Linked DNA regions of Homo sapiens: all the other regions are linked to region 2. A link is an interaction called in ENCODE POLR2A ChIA-PET data of the cell type or tissue named here. Cell type or tissue: MCF 10A. All regions are shown on one strand. Links, peaks and the distances in the headings refer to the core of each region. The heading gives the core; the rest is flanking DNA. Region 1 overlaps LINC00578 (long intergenic non-protein coding RNA 578). Region 2 overlaps LINC00578 (long intergenic non-protein coding RNA 578). Region 3 has its middle 8.6 kb from the start of LINC02015.

Region 1 (8,475 bases), core at 394-8,393, 91 kb after region 2:
AACTTTTGTTGTTGTGATAAAACAATTAGAAATTTTGGTGGAGCCCAGCATCGTAGTAAAAACAATGATCTCACAAAACTTAAAAACATAGAAACTATGGAGCAGAGCTCTACTTGGAATTGGTTGTGGTGTACATGTAATTCATAAGTCGGTTAATACGAGCTGTGATATTCTACCATTCAAAATAAAAACTATAATTATCAAACTTTACATATATAGGTATACTTAAATCACTTCTATATATAAGTGGTTTAACTACATAAAATTTAGGATGACACATGCTGAAGACAAAAAAAAATTCAATACTGCAATACAAACTTTCTTTTTCTTGATGCCTACAATCAACTGAATATTAGAAATGTTTGAGCCTGGGGGCCAGGCGCAGTGGCGCACACCTCTAATCCCAGCACATTAGGAGGCTGAGGCAGACAGATCATCTGAGGTCAGGAGTTCAAGACCAGCCTGGCCAACATGGCGAAACCCCATCTCTACTAAAAATACAAAAATTAGCCAAGTGTGGTGGCAAGTGCCTGTAATCCCAGCTACTCGGGAGGCTGAGGCAGGAGAACTGCTTGAACTTGGGAGGCGGAGGTTGCAGTGAGCTGAGATTGCCCAGTTGCAGTCCAGCCTGGGCAACAAGAGCAAAACTCCATCTCAAAAAAAAAAAAAAAAAAAAAAAAATGTTTGAGCCATTGAAGAATTTTTTATATTAACCCCAGTGTCCTACAATGGAATTGAATTTTTAAATTAAAAAGTCCTCTAAATTATGGTTGCATTTTGTTCAAAATTAGTTGGAACTCTTTAATAAAAGTACTCCATAAATAAAACAACAAAAAAGTGTTGAAGTTTTTAGTAAATTTTGGTTACTAAAAATAAGGTTTATAACAATAAAGACATTGAAATTTATTCTTCCTAATACAAGGGAGGAACTGAACATATCAAATGAAAAGGGCTTAAAGGGTAAACAAGTTTCTGTTTTCAAATTTGATAATTGTTCTTCAGAATATATTACTTTTAGGGAGATCATTTGACAGAGCAACTATTTTTAATTCAACAAATTTATATTCTGTTCTGGAGTAGAATAAAAAAACTTATAATTTTATAACATTTATATTTGGCAAAACTTCAAAAACATCATAAACACAGATGACTTATTTGATGAGTTTTTGTCTTATAAAAACATTTGTTGAATAAAAATACACTGAATAGAGGGGGGAAACAACCTGAGATGTTTACACATTTTAATATAAAAAAATTTTTTCATTGCGAATATCCTACATCGAGCAGAATTTATTTTGAATATGCTTCAGTTTCTGAAGGGAAAGTATTTTCTTAATTTAAAAAAAAAAGAGAATAATTCATTGGAGTCATCAAACATTCTAATTTATTTACCATAAAATAGAGCTTTGAGGCCGGGAGTGGTGACTTATGCCTGTAACCCCAGTACTTTGGGAGGCTTAGGCAGGCAGATCACGAAGTCAGGAGATCAAGACCATCCTGGCTAATGGTGAAACCTCATCTCTACTAAAAAAAAAATACAAAAAATTAACCAGGTATGGTGGCATGCGCCTGTAGTCCCAGCTACATGGAAGGCTGAACCCAGGAGGCACAGGTTGCAGTGAGCCGAGATTGCACCACTGCACTCCAGCCTGGGCAACACAGTGAGACTACCTCTCTCAAAAAAAAAAAAAAAAAAAAAAAAAAAAACATATATATATATATATATATATATATATATATATATATATATAGCTTTGACTATTACTCAATTTTATTAGAACATTTTAATAAGATTATATTGAAAATACATATATTCTTCAGAAAGATACTAATGGCATGATATTAAGGATAGATTTAGATAAGAAATAGATTAAAATATGTGCCTATACAATTGCCTCAAAAAGAATAAAATATCTAGGAATACAGCTAACTAGGAAGGTGAAGGATCTCTACAAGGAGAACCGCAAAAAACTTCTCAAAGAAATCAGAGATGACACAAACAAATGCAGAAACATTCCATGCTCATGGATAGGAAGAAGCAGTATCATTAAAATGACCATACTGTCCAAAGCAACTTATAGATTTCCAGGTTCAAGCGGTTCTCCTGCCTCAGCCTCCGGAGTAGCTGGGACTACAGGCGCATGCCACCATGCCCGACTAGTTTTTTGTATTTTTAGTAGAGATGGGGTTTCACCGTGTTGGTCAGGCTGGTCTCAAACTCCCGGCCTCAGGTGATCCACCCTCCTCGGCCTCCCAAAGTGCTGGGATTACAGGCATGAGCCACTGTGCCCAGGCAATATTTTTATATTTTAAGAATTTTTTTCAGGCTGGGCGTGGTGGCTCATGCCCGTAATCCCAGCACTTTGGAAACTGGGGTGGACAGATCACTTGAGGTCAGGAGTTCGAGACTAGCCCGGCCAACATGGTGAAACCCCATCTCTACTAAAAATACAAAAATTAACTGGGCATGGTGGTGCGCACCTGTAATCCCAGCTACTTGGGAGGCTGAGGCATGAGAATCACTTGAACCCGGGAGGCAGAGTTTGCAGGAAGCCAAGACCGTGCCATTGCTCTCCAGCCTGGGAGAAAGAAGGAGTCTCTATCTCCAAAAAAAAAAAGATTTTTTTTTCAAAAAGTTTTTAATAGAGTCAACTTGATGGTCAATAAATATTCAAAAGATTAAGTTCCACTTATTTTTAGCACCTCCTTTTACTCTCAAAAGTGTCCCAGTTTGGTTGATGTTGGCTAACTATAGCCAACAGGATAAAGCCACATTCCTTGTGATGTGGCCCTCTGCACCTTTCCAGTCTCCATCCCGTGACTCTTCAAAGCCTCCCAGGCTCGGCTCTCAAAGCTCTACTCCCACACTTCCCTCTGGCTGCAATGCCCTGTGCCCTCATAACCCTGCTGCATTCTAACTCGGCCATTACATCCAACCTAAATATCTTCTTACAGCTTCTGCTGACTTTCTTCTCTTACCTTCCCATCTTACAGCATTAATTATACGCACATATATGTCCTCATAGAGCTTCACATGCAACCCTGATTGTTGTTACAGCGCCACTATTTTCTTTCCTGTCCTCCTTTCAAACTGGATGGGGAAAGCTGAGAGGCCATGGACTTTGACTTCTTTATCTTTGTACATCCAGAGCCTGACGCATTACTGGACACAAACTGGTTATGGCAAATGTTGGTCTAATTAAATGTGTTGTATCACAAAGAAGGCCTTTCAGAACCTCAGAACCTCCTAAAACACACTATGAAGGCATCCTTGTGCTCTATGATTGCGTATAAGGCCCTTCCAGGACCTGATCCTCTAGCTGCTGAGCCCCAGCAGGGCCTGTTTTTTTCTGGAGGACTCATAGGTTCATGATCATCTGCTGGCATGCTCTTGAGAAGGCTCTAGGGTGAATAGATAACCTCAGCTGTCCGGTGATTCATTTCGCTATGTAAAATCTGAAATAATGATAATGTATTTTGCATGTGTGTGTGTAAAATTAACACTCACTTATTCCCAAATAAACCAATAACAATTTCCAGTGCCTATACCAAAAGCTTGACCAACAAAACTATAACTACCAGAAAGGGTAGTGAATATAACCTAACCCTATTTTCTTTTTTTTCTTTTTTTTTCTTTTTTTTTATTATACTTTAAGTTCTAGGGTATGTGTGCACAACGTGCAGGTTTGTTACATAGGTATACATGTGCCATGTTCATTTACTGCACCCATCAACTCGTCATTTACATTACATATTTCTCCTAATGCTGTCCCTCCCCCAGCCCCCCACCCCCTGACAGGCCACGGTGTGTGATGTTCCCCACCATGTGTCCATGTGTTCTCACTGTTCAACTCCGACCTATGAGTGAGAACATGCTGTGTTTGGTTTCCTGTCCTTGTGATAGTTTGCTTAGAGTGATGGTTTCCAGCTTCATGCATGTCCCTGCAAAGGACATGAACTCATCCTTTTTTATGGCTGCATAGTATTCCATGGTGCATATGTGCCACATTTTCTTAATCCAGTCTATCATTGATGGACATTTGATAACCTAACCCTATTTTCTAAAGCTGGTCATAGACTCCCCTTCACTAGGCAAGGGGCCCTTAAGTAAGAAGATGTCCAGCAAAGTGAATCTAAGACATACAAAATGGTGAGTTTCCATATTGGGTTATGTCTCACTCTAACAAAGCCGTCTTTCATTATGGATATAATTTAAAAGTGCCTATATAGGTGTGTATATGTGTATATCATATACACTTTGAATAGATAGCATTATCGATTCACACATCCACAGTCGTCAATAATACTGCGAATTACCTAGGAGACAGCACAGTGGTAATAGAGAGGCCTTGGAGCTAGATAAGTCTGTGATAGAATTTTGACTTCATCTTTTCTTGAGCCTCAGTTTCCTCATCTGTGAAATGTGAATAAACATGCCTGCCATTTAGACCTGTTGAAAGGATTAAAGAAGACAGTACCTAGACAGATAAATAGTAAAGTTGTTACATTTATTACTACAGGATCTGTTATTATTTGACTAGCATGTAATCTACTAATATTGCACAACCTTGATTCTTATTCTCTAAGGTGAAGTAGAGCTGATCGCTAAGTCCCCATTGCTGCCAAATTCTGTTTTCAGTGACATTTTAAGAACAGCCTCCCTCCGCATGTCCACAGGGAACTGTCAGGCCCAGGGGCACCTCTGCTGCTTCCCAGTAGGAAGCTCCCTCGAGAAAGCAAGCAGGGAGCGGGTTTCTATGATCCCACCAAGATTTGGCTGAGCTCCACTTTCAGCCTAGTGACTCATGCACCTTGAGTTGCTAAGGGAATTGAAAGTGTTGCCAAGGAATTTTGCAGTTTGCAGCAGGTGGATGTAGAAATTACAGAACCACTTTCTTCAAATCAGTAGCAGTGGATGTTTGTGCCCACAAGGATGAGGGCACTTTGGCAAGCACCCTAACCAACTTCTCCTCATACTTCAAAACAGACCCCAAACCATGTTTTCACCTTCTAGTGGTATATGAATGCACAGATGCAGAAGTAAAACCTGGTCCTGAGCAGAGGGTCTAAATCTGCAGGCGTCAACAAATATGTTACAACATTTTTTTAATGTGAATGGTCAATTGACTTTTATGAAACTGAATATTAACTGATAAATGATTACACTGTTCATCAATTATTTCACTTTAGATATAATCTGAAATCTTTCAAAAGATGTTTGTCTCTCCTTATCAATACAATTGATTGTTTTATCTCAGTGCTGCATTTTCGGCAATTTTCTCATATCTAACTTTCGGTTTATAAATTTTTTTGCTTTAGCTGTCTTTAACCAGCTGATTAAACCATGCACTGCATTTCCATTTCAATGACGATATTTTGCAATTCTAGAAAATTTATTTAACTATTTTTGAATTTTTTTTTAGTATTCCGCTTAAGTTTATGTGTTGGTGTTTTGGCTATATCTATTTGTATAGTTTTTTTATGATTGCGCTAAGGATAATGAAATACATACCTAACCTCTTACAGTCTATTTAGATGGAATATTTTACCACTACAAGCAAAACATGGAAGTCCTGCAACCCTTTGCCTTCTCCCGTTTGTGTCACAGCTGTCAGATGCTTTGCATATACATACCGAGAAACCCTACCAAAGTTACAATTTTTTTTTTTATATACGAAGTCTAGCTCTTGTCCTCCAGGCTGGAGTGCCATGGCATGATCTCAGCCCTCTGCAACCTCCCCTTCCAGGGTTCAAACGATTCTCCTGCCTTGGCCTCCCCAGTAGCTGGGATTACAGGTATGTGCCACAACACCTGGCTAATTTTTGTATTTTTAGTAGAGATGGGGTTTCACCATGTTGGCCACAGTGGTCTTGAACTCCTGACCTTAGGTGATCCACGCGCCTCGGCTTCCCAAAGTGTGGGATTACAGGCGTGAGCCACCGCTTCCAGCCACACTATGCCTAGCCAAAAGTTACAACTTTTGCTTTCAATAGTCATACATATTTTAAGAACTTAAAATATTAAGTTCTTAATATTAATATATTAATATTACCAGACAGTTTTTATATTACCCAGTTACCATTCTCTTCCATTTCTGAAGTTTCAAGTTTCTCTAGTATCACTTCCCTTAAGCCTAACTACTTCCTTTAGCATTTCTTTTAGATGGGTCTGCTGGTAATAAATTTTCTTCATTTTATCATCTTGCTGAGCCAATAAGCAGTTTGTTTAATTTCTCCTTCACAAAGGGTGCAAGTAATTAATCGAGTAGAACAGAAAAAGGGTAAAGATTGGATATGGAAGAAAACAGGTGAGTGACCAACGCCATATCTAATGCAAAGCAGCTTCCAATGAAGCCCCTTTTTCTTTTAAGCAGGTCTCAGGAACTCAGCTTTTTTTAGTATCCTTCTGCATTTGTCACTACCAGCCTATCACATGGGGTTCTTTTCCCTAAAGCCAGCCATGGGTAAATGTCCTTTCCCATCAGCTGGAAAGAATAAGTACCCATTCTGTTTATTTCACAGAGTCAATGTGAATGATGCTGCTCAGAGTCTCAATGGTAGCCACCAGGTCCCCAAACCAATATAGAAAGAAGACAGACTTGAACTACAGGGAAATTGAATTGTTAGAAAGTTGTCTTTGCTACCCCATTGATGGAGACAATCCTGAAGTGCAGATAAGAAGAAAAAACATGTAAATTCAAGTTATAGTACACATTTCCCTCTAATTTTCCTGATGCATATGGCTGTCATTGACCCTTCATCACTAGCCTAACAATAATAGTTGGTTTGCAATTTATTTGGATCCTCTGAAGATTGGGAGTTATTGTTAGCAGACAATTTTCCATGGATCTCTCAATATTTCTGCACATCTTATAAGCAGAAGTACTGACGGCCTTTTGTTCTGAACTATCTTTTCAAGGATATTTGTATAGCAAACAGCATGGAAATAATAGACAGTGTGTTTCCCTCCAAAGCAAAGAGCAGGTTGCTTACAGCTTCGCCATGATTTTAAAGGCGATATTTCCCACTGAAGCAAAAGGCAGGTATGCTTACTGTCCAGTGTAATAAAGAAAATGTTTCTCTCTGAAAGCAAAGGTCAAGCATGCTAAATGTATATTACACAAGATTCAGATTCCCTAAGTTCGGGGACTCTTCTGTAACAAACCCATTGAGTGTGCAGTTATTATGTAGCTCCTGTGGGAACTGGAGCTTAGGGATTAGGACAAAAATGCTAATTCTCTGGCTACTGTCCTTTACCTCTGACCTGGGAGTCTCAAGTCTCCAACCAGCATCCTTGAAACTGTGGCTGGCTAACCTGTCAGCTTGCAAGTAGATAAAATCCTAGACCCTCAGAGGTCTTGGCAGTTACAAAATGACCTTCTGTACCTTCCCAACCCTCTCATAGTATTTATTTCTCCTCCAAGAGTGGGATGGCTGCTATGTATTTACATAGCATCTGGCCATGTGCCAATTCACCAGGTCCCCATAGGACTCTACCCCCAGAATTCTATTTCTTAACATTCTCACATAGATGCCAAAAGTAGGCACTAGTTTCTTTGTTTCTTCCCCCTAGTTGTACATCTTTATCTTTAGTATGCATATACTGTATCACATATTTCAACAGCTGCAAGAAGCAGCAAATACATACTAGATCAGTATAGTCTCTGGCCACTATATGCCAAGCCCACACAAATGCATTAGTAAACTTCACTTGAGATTAAGGATGTAAAAACCTTGTGCAAAACCATCTATAAATATAAAGTTTTATTATTATGAGCTCCTATAATACAAGAATTCTGGTTGACCACCTCTGAGCTGGCTACTAGAATTTCCTCATTCCTGAACAGGAGAACTTTAGCTAAGAGTAAATTAGTAAGCGCTCAGGTAAAACAATTGTAAGAGAGCAGAAAAGGCTGGGCGCGGTGGCTCACGCCTGTAATCCCAGCATTTTGGGAGGCTAAGGCAGGTGGATCATGAGGTCAGGAGTTTGAGACCAGCCTGACCAACATGGTGAAACCCCATCTCTACTAAAAATACAAAAATTATCCGGGTGTGGTGGTGCGCGCCTGTAATCCCAGCTACTCAGGAAGCTGAGACAGGAGAATCACTTGAACCCAGGAGGCAGAGGTTGCAGTGAGCCAAGATTGCGCCGTTGCTCTTCAGCCGGGGCAAGAGAGCAAGACTCCATCTCAACCAAAAAAAAAAAAAGAGAGAGACCAGGAAAACAAAAGTATCCTTTGTCAGAAGCTGAAAGTGAACCAGTACCATGTTGAATCTGTCAATACAAGACAGAAGGACAAAATATCATTGTCCTTCTAAATTTTGCTTGCATTTTACTGACAATCTGGTTACTAAATTGTTAGATACAGAATTAACTCTTACGTACTTGGTCTAGCAATGGACCAAATTAAATTAATAGATAAGAAGCAAGTTGCAAAAATTCCCGAGCTATCTTCTTCTTCTTTTGTACCATTT
Region 2 (8,475 bases), core at 231-8,230:
CCTTTTACCCGTGACAATGACCCTGCATAATGTCTTCCTTATCATGCTTTTAAAATTGTCATTGAATAATTTTTTTCTTTAACAGATAGACACTTTTTATATTTGTGCTATTCAATGTAGCAAATTACTAGACACATGTGGCTGACAAGCACTTAAGGTGTGACTAGGAAGTGAAGTTTAATATTTTATTTTAATTAACTTAAATTTCAAAAGCCCCATGTTGCTAGTGACCATACGGGAGAGCACAGCCCTAGGGGATGACAAAGTCCCATGATGAAAGAGATCTAGATTAAATCACTATTTGGAAGGGAGCCACAAAAAAAAAAAAAAAAAAAAAAAAAAAAAAAAAAAAAAAAAAAACACCATGATGCCCACCAGACGTTGGTGAGAGCAAGACATAAATATTTATTGTTCTAAGGTTTAGGAGGCTGTAACAGCAGGTAGTTTTAATTAATACTGATAGGTACTCTTACTTTAACCATTTTATCCACACGGAAACTGGGACACACACAGAAGTTAAGTAACTAGACCAGGCGCAGTGGCTCATGCCTGTAATCCCAGCACTTTAGGAGGCCGAGGCAGGCAGATCATCTGAGGTCAGGAGTTCGAGACCAGCCTGACCAAAATGGAGAAATCCCGTCTCTACTGAAAATACAAAATTAGCCGAGCATCGTGGTGCATGCCTGTAATCCCAGTTACTCGGGAGGCTGAGGCAGGAGAATCGCTTGAACCCGGGAGGTGGAGGTTGCTGTAAGCCGAGATCGCACCATTGCACTCTACCCTGGGCAACAAGAGTGAAACTCCATCTCAAAAAAAAAAAAAAAAAAAGAAGTTAAGTAACTAGCCCAAAGTCACATGGCTACTAAGTAGTGGGACAAGAATAGAGCCGGGCAGTCTGGCTAGAGAGCGGTGCCTGTGAGCAAAAGAAAAGGCATAGTTTATGATCCGGGCATCATTACCTCACATTAAAATATATATTTGTAAATTTGCTAAATTATATAATCCCTTTCCCATGTGGCTCACAAGGAATCAAATCCTTAGACAGCCTTACCAATTACAAAAGCAGGCATGCGCATTTCTCACCCACATCAAACCTGCTGTCTGGTTTCTCTGGAAATGACAAGACACTCTGCCATAGGAACACAATGAAAAGTGAGTCAGTTGTGCCCAGACTGAAGGAACGAGAAGTTCTGTAAATATGAAACAGATGGGATTTCCGGAGCTGTTCTCATGCATTTTGGCAGTTTTCCGATGAGCTAGGTTTTTAAAATCCATTTGATTTTTCACGAGGATCTGAGTTGATTTGAACTGATAACAATTGCCTCGAGCCTTGCTCATCCACACTATCCTTCATATTAGGTTGGTGCAAAAATAATTGCGGTTTTTGCCATTACTTTCAATGGATCCACTCATAAGATAATGGATATTCTCATCTCCCCTTTGAGCAGCTGTAATTTAGCCTGATGGCCTCAGCTGATGCACTGACTTATAAATTAGGCTTGCAGAAGACTCTAGGATCTTCTTTCCCTGAGGTCTCTTCAGTACTTACGTACTCAGTTTACAATATGATAATATGCTCCCACGTAGACAATGTTTGTAAACATTCTTATGTATACAGCTCACAATAAAGCAGGTACTGTTTATTGAGCATCAACTTTGCATGAAGCAATTTATCTATATCCTCTTACATAATTCCTAACAAAATGGGAAATAACATCATTATCCACTATTTAATACTAACAGCAAATGGTTGTATAGTCTTTCAATGAACCAGGTATCTTTCCAAGTTAGTTAAGTCATAGCTCAGTCTTCACGAAAATAAGAAAAGTACTATAATCATTATCACTATTTCACAGATTGGAAATTGAGGGGAAAAGATGTTAAATAACTTGCCTAATGACACAAGGCTAATAAGAAACAGAGCCAGGATTTCAAACCCAGGCATTCTGGCTCCAGAGCTATACCTTTGAACTCATTACTATACCTCCTCTGTTTTCGGTTCAGAAAACACTTGCTCAAGAGTACAAAGCTAATACAGGATCATGTGGTTCCACATCCCAGGTTCTTTTCTCCCCATCAGTTTCCCCAAACATCCCTTGTCCTAAGAATCTCTCGTATAGCTTATTAATAGAGAAGCCCAAAGGTGGTTAGGTTCTTTTCAGAGGAACCAAGCAACTGCAGAAACTGCACATTGAACAAGAGGCACCAGTGATCCTGAAGGTCAGGCAGCCTTGGGAGCCACTGCCCTGCTCCAAAGAGCTCCCTCCTTTAGACTCTGAGCTCTTCAACGGGGTTGTGGACCTCTAAGGCAGTGGAATGTATAGCAGTTTAGTCAACTTCATGGATGCACCAGGGAAGTGACTGGTGTTTGGGAGTAGCATAGTTTTTGTGGGCTTTCGCCACCTCTTCCTGTGTGAGAGAATGTGGATATGTCTGAACATGTCATGTGTGTGTTTCTCGGTCTTCCTGCCCAGCCACTTCTGCCCTATTTCACTTTACCCCGCATGGGGCTTGTCTGTTCCCTATTTGGCCTCCCACTCTTTGTTCCTCTCCATTACCAGATGTCAGGAACTTGCAACTGATTAGCCAGCTCCTGCCATTACAAGTCAGTCCCTGCCAGTGTCAGTAACCCAGGATAGGAAATGTAGGTGGGGTCTTAAAACTAACAAACCCTCTGGCTCCAGGTGCCTATATATTGGAGGAGCAAAGAGAGGAGGGAGCTGGCCCACCACCCTGGGCCATCCCAAGGAAAGACTTAAAATATTAAAGTACCTAACTAGATTGACTTAGGACTGAACCGGTCATTGTGCCAGTGTGAATTCAGTTGCCCCCAGCAACCTCACTCCCATCCCTTTTATTCCCCTGCCCTTCCTTCTTTCCCTGGGGTTTTGCCACATCCTGAGCACTTTTAGATTCCTGTATGTGGATAATGTCCCAGGATGTGTGTATGTGGGGAATAATAGTGTTTATTTGGAACAAACAGATGGATGAAGCTGAGAGCATCAGAAGTGTCCAAGGGCAAACCACACCAACAGGAATTAGCACAGAAAGTCGTCTTGAAAAAACAACAGACTTAGAATCAGGAAACCAGGCCCTTCAGACCTCTCTCTTCCACTTAGCAGTTCTGTAGCCCAGGGCAAGTCAAGAAACTTTTCTCCATGTGTATTACCTCTACTCCAAAGGAGTAGGTTGGATTGTTTAATCCTGTGGCTCTCTTTCCAGGCTAATATTCTTTTTTTTTTTTTTTTTTTTTTTTTTTTGAGACAGAGTTTCACTCTCATTGCCCAGGCTGGAGTGCAATGGCACGATTTCAGCTCACCGCAACCTCCACCTCCCGGGTTCAAGTGATTCTCCTGCCTCAGCCTTCCAAGTAGCTGGGATTACAGGAGCCTGCCACCACGCCCAGCTAATTTTTGTATTTTTAGTAGAGACGAGGTTTCGCCACGTTGGCCAGGCTGGTCTAGAACTCCTGACCTCAGGTGATCCGCCCTCCTCGGACTCCCAAAGTGCTGGGATTACACGCGTGAGCCACCATGCCCGGCCTCTAATATTTTATGTTTTAAGGCAAATTCCATTTAAATATGGAGTAATAATAACAATTGAAAAGATCCAAGAGCCATGCAAATTTAAGTAAAAGACCAGAAAACTTGAACTAAGAGCTCAGGAGGTCCTTTGCCAAAATAGAGATAAGTACCAGGGAATAATGCAGGCAGCCAGGCTTGATCTCATCATCTGCCCTTAAGCATAGCAGCCTCAATCTTGGCCTCTCTACCTTCCCACCCACTCCCAGGACAACATCTGACCTCGACTACAAGGGAGACTTGGAATTTGCAACCTTATTACCTAGTAATGTGGCTAACCATTTCCAGAAATATAAATATCAAACACTTCATGACAGGTCAGAGTTGAGTCATTCAGGGAAAAAAGCACACAATAGCTGGTATGGGTAGGACCACAGGAAACTTTGATTGAGAAACCTGAAACCTTTTGTCTCTTTCATTCTCTGGGCCACTCATGGATTCAGAACAGAATTGTTCAAGCCTAGCCTTGAAGTAGAGAGGGGGGCGGGTAGCTAATTCTCCGCAGCTGCACTCAATTAAAGTGAGTCCGAGTAGCCTGGCAAAGAAGACTCAAACCCCCAAAGAAATTGCCCAATAAAAAGCCCTGGCCCTGAAAGCATTGATTTGAAGAGTTAGAGGGAAGCTCAGAATGATTTAGGACAGTCTTATTTCATAGATGAGAAAGAGCTATGGGTACCCAGAAATATACATTTTACCCCATCTCACTAAGCCTTAAAATATAAACTATCATTTATACTAAATCTGGAATCTTTTTTAATCTATAGCTTTGGTGCATAATTGGTGCTGTCTTTGTCACATATAGAGAAAGAAGAACTCCTGAATCATAGCAGCTAGTATTTCTATCACATTTTTCTCATTATAAAATATTCCCTTATAGAAACTACTTTTGAGCCTCACCAAAAACAAACAAACTCTATGAGGTAGGTAGTATAATTCTTCTTTAGGGATAAGAAAATTGTGGCCAACATTACACAAGCAGGACATTACAGAGCCAGGGTTTGAATGGAAGCCCAAATCTCAGATTATTTCTACTGCTCCACAGACCCTACCACAAAGTGAATAGCTCAGTTAACAAAGTAAAGACCACAAGAGTGTGTTAAACACGATTTACCGAGGTTAACACACAGCCAGTGCATACTGTCTGGCCAAATCACTTGTTTTCTGTCAGCATCCATTCTGATGAGGAAGAACTGGTTGCTAAATATCCTGAATATCAACCCCACTATTACCAGTCATCATGGTAGACTCATGCAAGGTAAATGAATAGGTAAGCAAGGCAAGTGAATACCCACTCACTGGGTCTTATCTCACCCCACCCAGCTGCAGATATCTAAAATTCCAGGCATCTGAACATCCGCTACCTGTTAAAGTGTTCTTTAATCACCTGCTAGGTATTGACACTTTATGATGAAGGAAGGATCTGAAAGCTGAGCTTTTGACAGGAAGGACAGAAAACACAAGGTTCCCAGGAACCGGAGGTGGGGACAAGAGGGAAAATTGACAAAGCAAGAAGAGACAGGGAAGACTTAGAGTAAAAAAGTGGAGCTCCCAGACAGGATACTAATGTTCACCGAATTCTTTTTTGGATGTCATTGTCAGTGGTTGATGCTTTCTTATTATCACCTAATTTGTATCCTCATTACAATCCTATAATATTGATATGAATCCCATATTACAGATAAGTAAACAGAGTCTCAAGATCAGTCTTTCTTAGTTGACACTTTTGTCTCAGGTCAGTCCTTCAATTTTCACTTTCTAAATTATTTTTGAAAGTATTAATTAATCCCACCTACCACCCCAGTGGAATGTGCTGGGTAGATTTAAAGTGTCCTGCTTTATGGGTGGGAAATGAAGCAGTGAGATTATAAGACATAGTCAAGTCTACATAAAGAGGATTAGGAGGCATCCTAAAAACGATACCTCATCTTGATAACATTTTATCTTTTATCCTAAAGACTATACTTCCTCTTGATAATATTTTAAATTTTTCTGGAAGCTATATTGAAGTATAATTGCACAATGAAACATTGTACTGTCATTAGAAATAATACTGGATGTGAGTTTTCATTGACATTAAAATTTTTCATGATATGGGATAAAGAGTACAATTCCACTGCAGTTTGAAACATGCAGGCATGTACTGTACAAGTGTGTGTGTGTGTGTGTGTGTGTGTGTGTGTGTGTGTGTGTGTGTAATGGGCAGAGACAGAAAGAGGGAAGAGGAAGAAAAGCAAAAGAAGCTGACGAAAAAGAAACAAGATGTTGTTAACCTACCAAAAGGTTAACAACAGACATCTCTGGGCAGGGAAATGAAGAGTGATTTTTCTTTCTTTTTGGGGAGTAGGGGGTCACCTTCATTTTTTCATGTTTGATATGGTTTGGATTTGTTTCCCCACCAAATCTCATGTTGAAATGTAATCACCAGTGTTGGAGGTGGGGCCGGATGGTAGATGTTTGCATCATGGGGCAGATCCATCACAAATGTCTTAGCATCATCCTTTGGTGATAAGTTCAGGTGAGATCTGGTTGTTTAAAAATGTGAGGCACCTCCCCGCACCCCCACCTCTCTCTCTTACTCATGCTTTTGCAATGTGAGATGCCTGCTCCTGCTTCACCTTCTGCCATGAGTAAAAGCTCTCTGAGGCCTCCCCGGAAGCCAAGCAGATGCCAGCGCCATGCTTCCCCTACAGCCTGCAGAACTGTGAGCCAATTCAACCTCTTTTCTTTATAAATTCCCCAGCCTCAGGTATTTCTTTATAGCAAGAAAACTGCCTAACACAACATTTATACTATTAAAAGCATATTACTTATATAATTTAAAAAATGAGTTAAGAAAAAGGTAGTCATCACTTCTAAACTGTGACTAATCAAAGGGAGCGATAGATGGAAAAGTAAGGTATTTTAGTGATGGCAAAGGGCCCTATGGGAGCAGGAATTACAGTTTGATAATGTGAGAAATATTAAAAATTACATTTTGGCAAGATAATACTGGGTTCCTCTCCTGGACTGATGAGTTAGAGATAGTTCGGGTTTGGTAACAAGGCAAAAACAGAGAAACAAATTCATGCTTGCTCCAAAAAACAAAACAAACAATAAAAACCTTGAAACCTTCCTAAGAGCATGTGCTTTTTTAAGATTTTATTAATTTTTAAAGAATTTCTTAACAAACTTTAAGATAGAAGCAGCTTCATATGTGAATGTTGGGTATACATTTTCTGAATACCTCTTACTATGTAATCGGTTAGTAGCTATTTATTAAGTACCTATACTCTGCTTAGCACTCTACTTGCCATGATATGATTTATTTATTTATTTATTTATTTATTTATTTATTTATTTATTTTTGAGACAGAGTCTTGCTCTGTCACCCAGGCTGGAGTGCAGTGGTGCGATCTTGGCTCACTATAGCCTTCGCCTCCCGGGTTCAAGCGATTCTCCTGCTTCAGCCTCCCAAGTAGCTGAGACTACAGGCGTGTGCTGCCACGACCAGCTAATTTTTTTTTTTTTTTTAGTAGAGATGGGGTTTCACCGTGTTAGCGCCAGGATGGTCTCAATCTCCTGACCTCATGATCCACCTGCCTCGGCCTCCCAAAGTGCTGGGATTACAAGCGTGAGCCACCGCGCCTGGCCTTATCTGATCATTTCTAAGACATTCTCACCATGACTATTTAACCCTATACGAGGGAGACACGTGCACTTGATACTCAACTCTGTTATCAAGAAACACCACCACACTTTATTTTTAAAACCCTCTAGTGACATGGAAGACTTAGTGGTTTACTCCTTAAACCACTAAGAAAATACCCAATCACCTGTCATGTGCAACACAAAAGACAAATTAAAAAATAATAATAAATGAAACAAAACAAAACAGTAGCATTATAATGAAGAGCTATACAGCTTTTGCTCAGTTTCTTTACTTCCTAGTGGTTTGGGGCAACAGGGAGAAATGGATGACTGAATTTAGAGTATCTTACTGAATTACAATTCCTTGGAACTAAAAAGCTTTCTCTTGATTATGGTGTAAGTTACCATAAAAGATAAAGTCTAAGAGCCAGTTTCTAGCCCACAGTTGATTTAGAATCCAGGAAATGCTAAGAAAATAAAAGTTATCATTGAATGATTTTCATTTCCCTATGGTCATATTTCTAATGAGTTCAATTTGGGGCTCCATCTATTTTTTTCAGCAATGTACACTTGGGAGTTTGCTACAAAATTATTTATAGTGGAATATCTCAAAATTATTTAGCTGTTCCAATTCTGAGTGGCCATTTACATGCATTCTTGATGAGACTGTCTTGGCTTGGTAGGTATTTGATAAACATGTGTTGAATTAAGTGGAATTGTTGATTTGGTCAGACCTACTCCCAATTATTTGCTCAGAGATATTTCAGGATCTCCGGCATTGAAAGAGAAATTAGAAATGTATGTCTTAAATACATAACAAACTGTGGACGGTGTTTGGTATGACAGGAGCCTAACTTGAATTAACTTGATAAATGAGGAAATTATTAGCACAAAAAATATAAGGAAATGTGGAAAAATGAAAATTATGGAAAGGTCAGGGATATCACTGGTTCTCAGGAATAAATGAAACCAGAACCAGAACCTCAAACAATGCCAAACCTCTCCCTCCAGCTGTCATTTCTGCCTCTCTCTGTGTGGGCTTCATTCTCTCTCAGCACACACTAACTTTCTCCAGATGGAAGAAAACATGGAAACCACCAGTCAGAAACTCTTCATCCCATAGCTTCTATCTCCAGCATGATGTAACTCATCACAGTTTTAGTAAGAAAAACCCCAAGAAAGTGATCTGATTGGACAAACTAGGTTCGAAGTGCCCACCCATCAGCCAATCAATTGTGTCTAAAAAAGCAGGTATTCTTCTTGCATC
Region 3 (8,475 bases), core at 349-8,348, 220 kb before region 2:
CGTTCTTACCGGCGGTTCAAGTCACCCAAGCCATCTTTCCATTTCATAAAATTGACAGGCAATGTCATAGATAAGTGTAGGTTAAGGATTGTTCTAAACATAGTAATTTCATGGCAATAATAGATGAAAGTTTTGCAGATTTGCATACAACTCCAATATCAAAATTTTTTATCTTCTTTTTATTCCAAGGCAAAAGATATTTTTACAAAAATCTCTCATAAACAAATTTAGAGACAACCACAATATTGACACATCTCATCTATAATTTTGTTCCACCAACCGAGCAAAGTATCTGTACTTCTTACTGTAACCAAAAAGACAAATAGATAAAATTCAGTGCTCACATTTCAGATAGCTTACAGATGCAGTAAAAAAAAAAATTACAGAAAGAAATCAACAATATAAAGTGAATTTATCCAATTTACCAAACACCATTACCCTTTCCAGCTACTGTGACCTCTGACTCAACATGCAATTGTTAGGCATCTATTTTTCACAAACCACAATGCTAGGGGCTGTACCTTGTATGTGACTGGATTCTGCCATAGCCAGAGAACAGTCTTTAAAAACAAATCTTAGTTTGGACACTGGTTTCACTGTAACCTAGGAATTTAACCTCCTTGGGCTTTCACTTTTAGCTCTCGTAATATCAGCCTAAACATAACTACCCTGTATGGTTGTGTAAAGTTAAATGCAATAACTTCACACCAGCACCCCCTTTCTACCCACAATCCCCTAGAAGTTATGATTAGGATAATTATCTTCAGTCTGTTACCTATTGAGTTCTAGCATTCCTCTTAAGTGGCTCTTGGGATGGCAGAAGATATAGACACTGTTTAAACCTTTTATCTCTTTATTGTATTCTGGGTTGACACAAATTTTTTAAAAATAGATTCCAGCCTTTTATTTATGTATTTATTTATTGGAAAAGACATTTAAGCTAAGTGCAGTGGAGCACACTTGTAGTCCCAGCTACTCAGGTAAGTGAGGCAGAAGGATCACTTGAGCCCAGGAGTTAGTTGAAAGGTAGCCTGGGCAACATAGTGAGATGCCATCTCAAAAAAGAAAAGGAAAGAAAGGAAATTTCCTACTTTTCTCACTATTATTCATGTCTCTCTAGAAGCAAATACTTGTAGAAAAGTTAGAGATAAGGGATAATAATCTTCTTCCTCTTCGCCTCCGTTTCAGTCTCTCTCACCTCTTTTCTTCATGGATGAGTGAGCTCACAATTCTCCCTTCAACATAGATACTTTACAGGAGCAAAATGAGGAAGTAAAAATTACTACAAGAAGAAAGTACGAGATCAGGCCATATTATCCAGCATTAACAAAAAAGTTTAACACATTTCTATGGCCTGTGATATCTTTAAATATGTCCATAGACATCATTTTGGGTGAACTCTACAGCCAATTTGACTATGAAAAAATGAAGAAAGAATGATTATCTCCATTAAACAAATAGGGAAGCTGAGGTTTCATGGGACCTAAAGAAAAGAGAAAATAGAGGAGAGAAGGCATCTTGCTTTCTAGCAATTGACATCCTGTTTTTGGCCTATCCACCAAAATATATGCCAATCAATTGAAGCATTATTAATGCATTACCAACATCAGGAAAATGCTAGAAATATGTATGTCGGATGAGTGTTTCTCGTTGGATTTTAAATATTTATCATTAGACTGCAGTATATATAGGTTCTTCGTTTCATCTCTCCAGAATGAGAATTATTCACAATAAACTTAAGCTTTAAATTCTTATTTAAACAATTGAGTACCCCCCCAACAGTATTTGTTGACACTTCTCTTGAGCTATTTTCTTTCTACTTCTCCGTGTAACTCATAGCCTATTAAGAAAAATAAATTTGAGCCAAAATCCTCAATTTAACAAAACAGGGAAAGAATTAAAATTATATCGTTCAAAACAACAATGATCAAGCAACAAAGAACCCTCAGTCAGAGTTCAGAGGATGTTTATGCACTAAGAGGAAACGCTGTCTTTGGCATGAAGAGGGGTTATTGAAATGATCTAATTTCAGACAAGGTACATAACTGAAGTTGTAGTCCAAGTTTATTGTAGTTCAGTATCTTTTTAATTAGGTAATTTTAAGTTTATAGTTTTGAATCATCAGGGAAAAAAATTGCAACATAGTCTGTTTAGAGTCAAGGCATGCTGCTGACACATTCAAAAAGTCCCGAACCTTCATAAATAAACACTGCCAATGTTTATTTCAAAACATCTGAGAACAAGGAAAGAAGAGATTCTCTGAATGCTTCAGATTGGAACTGTTTGTGCTGAGTCATCTTTATCTGTAGATCCCTTCTGAGATACAGTGGAGTGTGTTCAGTACCTACCAAATGCACAGATACGAATAATTATGGAAGGAGAATCTCATTACAAAACTTTTTTTCTACCTAAAACACTGCCAAAAAAATCTGGAAAAATAATTTTCTCTATAACTAGGTAAAATGGTTTTTATTTTCAGGGCTCTTAGAAATAACTTTTTCGAAGAGAAAACTTATATAAATTGAATCTGGAATCTTGTTTCTTCATTTCTCTTACATTTGGTGGGGAGGTTTTTGTTTGTTTGTTTTTTGTTTGTTTGTTTTAGACTTACCATGACTTTATAAATTGAGTCTATAAGGCTAGCTTCTGAGGTTATTTCTCTCTACCTCGTAGAAACTGATTCAGTGGTTTTCACCAAGTAAATGGTGGGGATATTTTGACTTCACTGGCCAAACCACTGGACAATACCTTAGCCTTGCTAAAGGGAAAATAGCAAACAATTTTCTGTTAGTATGTGTTATTCCACAGGAAAAGATTATGAAAGCTGTAACTTTTGTCATTCTATAGCTAGTGTACAGTCTCACAAATATTATTAGTATTACCTCTCAGAGTTTAATTAAATATTATGTTCATGTCCAGGAATAAACAGAAAATAACATTGTACACATCCTGAAATTTTCCTTTTAATAAGCTGTCCAAAGGTATATGCATTGTTCTCAGAGGTCGGGACTTGAAAGCAGCTTATGTGATTTTCTCTCATTTCCTTCATGCAATTCAGCATTCCAGAAACATTTATTATCAATTAGTATTGAGAGGTGACAGCGTGCTGTCAGCCCTCGCAGCCCTCGCTCGCTCTGGGCACCTCCTCGGCCTTGGCGCCCACTCTGGTCGCACTTGAGGAGCCCTTCAGCCTGCCGCTGCACTGTGGGAGCCCCTTTCTGGACTGGCCAAGGCCTGAGCCGGCTCCCTCAGCTTGCCGGGAGGTGTGGAGGGAGAGGCGTGGGTGGGAACCAGGCTGCCCAGGGCACTTGCGGGCCAGCCGAGTTCCGGGTGGGCATGGGCTCCGCGGGCCCCACACTCAGAGTGGCCGGCCAATCCCGCTGGCCCCGGGCAGTGAGGGGCTTAGCACCTGGGCCAGCAGCTGCTGTGCTCGATTTCTCACCGGGCCTTAGCCGCCTCCCCACAAGCAGGGCTAGGGACCCGCAGCCTGCCATGCCTGAGTCTCTCCCTCCTCCCCCCGCCCCCGCCCCCACCCCCGTGCCCAGAGGAGCACCGCCCCCTGCTCCACGGTGCCGGGTCCCATCGACCGCCCAAGGGCTGAGGAGTGCGGGTGCATGGCTGGCAGGCAGCTCCACCTGCAGCCCCGGTGCAAGATCCACTGGGTGAGGCCAGCTGGGCTCCTGAGTCTAGTGGGGACTTGGAGAACCTTTGTGTCTAGCTAAGGGATTGTGAGTGCACCAATCAGCACTCTGCCTAGCTCAAGGTTTGTCACACCAATCAGCACCCTGTGTCTAGCTCAGGGTTTGTGGATGCACCAGTTGGCACTCTATCTAGCTAATCTGGTGGGCACTTGGAGAATCTTTATGTCTAGCTAAGGGATTGTGAATGCACCAGTTGGCACTCTGTGTCTAGCTCAAGGTTTGTAAATGCACCAATCAGTGCTCTGTGTCTAGCTAATCTGGTGGGGACTTGGAGAATCTTTGTGTCTAGCTAAGGGATTGTGAATGCACCAATTGGCACTCTGTATCTAGCTCAAGGTTTGTAAATGCACCAATCAGCACTCTGTCTAGCTTAGGGTTTGTAAATACGCCAATCGGCACTCTGTATCTAGCTCATCTAGTGGGGAGGTGGAGAACTTTTGTGTCTAGCTCATGGATTGTAAACACACCAATCAGCACCCTGTCAAAATGGACCAATCAGCTCTCTGTAAAACAGACCAATTGGCTCTCTGTAAAATGGACCAATCAGCAGTATGTGGGTGAGGCCGGATAAGAGAATAAAAGCAGGCTGCCTGAGCCAGCAGTGGCAACCCTAGGGCCCTGTCCCATTCCAGACTGTGGAAGCTTTGTTATTCGTTCTTTGCAATAAATCTTGCTACTGCTCAGTCGTTGGGTCCACACTGCCTTTACAAGCTGTAACACTCACCATGAAGGTCTGCAGCTTCACTCCTGAAGCCAGCGAGACCACGAACCCACTGGGAGGAATGAACAACTCCAGACGCGCCACATTAAGAGCTGTAACACTCACCGCGAAGGTCTGCAGCTTCACTCCTGAGCCAGCGAGACCATGAACCCACCAGAAGAAACAAACTCCGGACACATCCGAACATCAGAAGGAATAAACTCCAGACACACCGCCTTTAAGAACTGTAACACTCACCGCGAGGGTTCGCGACTTCATTCTTGAAGTCAGTGAGACCAAGAACCCACCAATTCTGGACTCAGTATGTTATAGACCCCATACCAGGCCCCGGGAGTGGAGAATGGGCTATGATCACTGCCAGCAAGATTGCCATTATCTAGCAGATAGAAACAGGTTTGTAAAGAAAAAGTTAAGTATGTGTGATAAATCCATAAGATACAATGAGGATTCAAAGGAAAGACATTTTTGGAATGTGCTAGTAGAATCGTTGACTCTTAAGTAGAGTAGGCTGGATTTTTTCTTGATTCTTCAAATAAATGTATTCTTCTATGACATTCTCAAAAAGACTAAGTTGAAAATAATTTTAAAATATGAAACTGGAACAAATATTAAAATTTTAGTGTTAACTCATACTCTAAAAGCAGATCATTTGTTAACTCTATTTTATGCAAAATAACACACCTCTTAGAAGAGATACATTTATAAAGTGTCTTTCATTTTTATAGCACAGCGTGTTCCATTTAGGGCCAGTCTCGCAAGTTAGAGTTGGGAAATTTTCCCATAAGAATGACACATAGCTATGTCAAGGAGTTTGAAGACAAGCGTGTTTGCAATAGCACCCACGTAGAGAGAACAGAGTGATCAAAAATCAAAGGATCAAAAAAAGAACGCTCAGTTCAAATAACTGCAAATTAAATCTTCCTTTTTGCCAGTTAAGGTTCTTCACACCAGATTCTACCTTTTTGTGAATAGATTTCGCTTGTGTTTTCATTTTCTTATGTTATCACAATTCATGGCTGAAGGAAAATTCACGGCATGGCATCCCTCTTCAGATGTTGATAAAAAAAATCTGCAGACTTGAAACTTTTTTTTCTGTCTAAACAGAATTCTTTTTTCCCTTTGAGTCCTTTCATGCTCAGCTCCTTATCTGAGTTCAGTAGCAGGCATATTTCCTTAAGGGCATCAAAATGTACACTTTTCTCACTAATTAGGCATTTTAATAGCTAAAGCTAAGAAAAAAAACACTGAGAATACCAAGTGTTGGTGAGAACAGGAGCACCTGGAACTTTTTTCTGTTGCTGTTGGGAATATGTAACAATCCAACCACTTTGGAAGATTATTTGGCAGTCTCCTGAAGAATTAAACACACCCCATGGCTCACCAACTCCACTCTTTGATATGCAACTAAGAGAAATACATGCATGTGTCTATCTTAAAAATAAACAAAATGAAAATTTATGTTAAGAATATTTATAGAAGCTTTTTTATAGCCATAAACTAGAAAAAAAATTGAAAGTTTTTCTAGTCTTCACCAGAGTGAAGGGCTGCTGACAGTTCTCTAGTTCATCAATCGGAGAATGGATAAATACCATGTATATCTACACAATGAAATACTTTCAGCAATTTAGAAAGGGCAAATTACTAATACATCAATGTAGATGAACCTCAAAAATTCTGTGTTAAATAAAAGAAGGCAGAAAAAATACATACTGTATTATGTAATTATTTAGCTGAAGAATAAACAAAACTAATCTATGGAGATAGAAGTCAGAACAATGGTTTCCTCTGAGGTGGAATATTGCCTGGGAAGGGGCATGGTGAAGCTTTCTAAGTTGATGGAAATTATCTTAATCTTTATCTAGGAGTAATTACAAGAGGATGTAGATATGTTTGAAGTCAATCAGCTTATAAGTTAAGATTTGGGCATTTTACTGTAGTAAGTTATACTTCAAGAAAGGAGACTGCAAAATTCCTAAATATTTTTAAAGAGTCTAACTTTTATATTGGAGAACAGCAAAAAACATAAAGAAAATATGTGACTGAAGTTTTAATCAAAGAACGTAAAACTTCTCCATGTCTGGCAAATCCAATGAGTCAAGTAAAAAGGCCCAACTATGATTACTTCCTGCTTAAAAATGAATGGTTAAAAACTGAGAAAATAATCAGTGTAAACATGAGGATAACTGTTCAGTGAAAACCTTGACTGAATTTACAGATAAACTGGTCTGATTTTCAATCAGAGAAGCTAGCTACTTCAAGTATGTTAAGCAAAGTGGCCTAGGATATCCAAGAAGAAAAAGTTGGTGAACTTTGCACAATAATCTGAATTGGCGAGTAGTGGTACTCAGCTGTGACTGTAAACACCACAGAAGAGAAAGATTCATGGTATACAGAACTTCAAGGTCATCTGCGTCTACTTTGCGTGAAAGGGGAGTTGGTTGGGGTAAGAAGCCACACGTTTATGAGGAGAAACTAGTGGTTTGACTGGACCGTCAGAGCCCTTGAAGAAGAAAGACTGAATGGCTGGTGACAAGGAAGTCTGATCTCCCCATTAGATAAACTTTACTACTGATATGAAAGTCTGCATAGGGATTCCAGGGAAATTCTTTTTTTTTTTTTTTTTTTTTTAGACGGAGTTTTGCTCTTGTTGCCCAGGCTGGAGTGCAGTGGCGTGATCTCAACTCCCTACAACCTCCACCTCCCAGGTTCAAGCGATTCTCCTGCCTCAGTCTCCAAAGTAACTGGGATTACAGGTGCCTGCCACCACACTCGGCTATTTTTTGTATTTTTAGTACAGAGAGGATTTCACCATCTTGGCCAGGCTGGTCTTGAACTTCTGACCTCGTGATCCACCTGCCTGGGCCTCCCAAAGTGCTGGGATTACAGGCATGAGCCACCGCCCCGCTCCTGGCCTCCACGGAAATTCTAACATTTCATCTATGCCTCCCAATACAAAGATGTTCCCTGAAATATCAGGCCTATTGTCCTAGGCAACCACAGAAACCTTTCCCAATACCACCACCTCTTTTTTTTGTCATTTGACTCATGGGACTACAACCAGAAAGTCAAAAGGGGATCTTCCATGTCCGCGGGGTCTTAATTCAGACTTCTGGCGGCAACATTCTTCTGTCGCGTACAAAAACCACTGAAATAAAGGATCCTAGAGTCATAGAGGTGAGAAAAAAAAAAAAAAAGCCTTGGAAGTGGATGATTAGGTGTAGTCAGCAGACACATCACGCATTCTCCATTCATTGTTCCCAGATCTAGCCTTTCTAGCCAAGGGAGGAACCTAGGCAGTTCAGTCATAGGAATAATAGAAAATGACTAAGACTTGGTCAGTGGAAAACGCAACCAAGATCCCCGCTTCTACATCTCTCTTTCCTGCACCCTGCATTCCCATGCCACGGCATTTTAAAGCAGCCCTCTGTTACAACAGCCCCCTGCTCCCTGCTCTGCTCATATTCCCTCTGCTGAAATGTTCTTCCCCCAGATATCCATGTGGCTCATTTCTTCATTTCCTTGAGTCTTTGCTCAAATGTCACATTCCCAGGAAAGTCTGCCTTTACCACCTTACTTAAAAATTGCAAATCCCCTGGCCCCTGAACCCCCCCTCCACCAACTTAACACCCCGGGTCCGTTTTCCTCTGCTTCACTAGGTGTCACTAGCCCTTATCACATTGTAGCATACTACAGAATTCACTTATTTATGTATTTATGTTTATTTTCCATCTCCTTCCACTAGAAAGTAATCCCCATCTTCTTTTTTCACTCATGTATTCCTGGTCCCCATAACTGCAGCTGGGACTCAATCAATGCTCGCTAAATATTTGTTGAACTATTCCGCTGAATAAGTAAATAAATTCCACAGACTGAAAGCTATGAAGGTGCAGGGACTAATGTGTATTCATTTTTGTATTCCTTGCAATCAGTGTTGTACTTGGCACATGCTAGGCTCTCAAAAAATGCTTGTTGAATAAACGAATGGATGGAAAATTTAATCCCAAATTGAAATAGCTGAATGTATTTTTTCTACTGAAGTGGAGATTCCTGCAC

The links. Peaks named below come from ENCODE experiments on the same cell type or tissue, not always from the same donor. Only the 100,000 strongest peaks of a DNase experiment are listed, where the experiment ranks them.
Region 1: POLR2A ChIA-PET joins it to region 2 with 6 read pairs; 3 of 35 experiments call an interaction of 5 or more read pairs at or near these places.
Region 3: POLR2A ChIA-PET joins it to region 2 with 9 read pairs; 1 of 35 experiments calls an interaction of 5 or more read pairs at or near these places.

The regions. Positions count from the first base shown.
Region 1 is chr3:177,494,741-177,503,215 of GRCh38, reverse strand. The region is part of intron 1 of LINC00578 (long intergenic non-protein coding RNA 578); the gene reads right to left. Among named protein-coding and RNA genes, the nearest start is that of LINC00578, 57 kb to the right of the region's middle. In MCF 10A, for the core only: no CTCF peak of the experiment used is centred there; a DNase peak (open chromatin) is centred at 4,785.
Region 2 is chr3:177,585,560-177,594,034 of GRCh38, reverse strand. The region is part of intron 2 of LINC00578 (long intergenic non-protein coding RNA 578); the gene reads right to left. Among named protein-coding and RNA genes, the nearest start is that of LINC00578, 150 kb to the right of the region's middle. RefSeq lists silencers at 3,888-4,088, 4,888-5,088. In MCF 10A, for the core only: no CTCF peak of the experiment used is centred there; DNase peaks (open chromatin) are centred at 254, 1,144, 2,454 and 3,914.
Region 3 is chr3:177,804,075-177,812,549 of GRCh38, reverse strand. No RefSeq gene overlaps it. Among named protein-coding and RNA genes, the nearest start is that of LINC02015, 8.6 kb to the left of the region's middle. In MCF 10A, for the core only: no CTCF peak of the experiment used is centred there; DNase peaks (open chromatin) are centred at 2,209 and 5,199.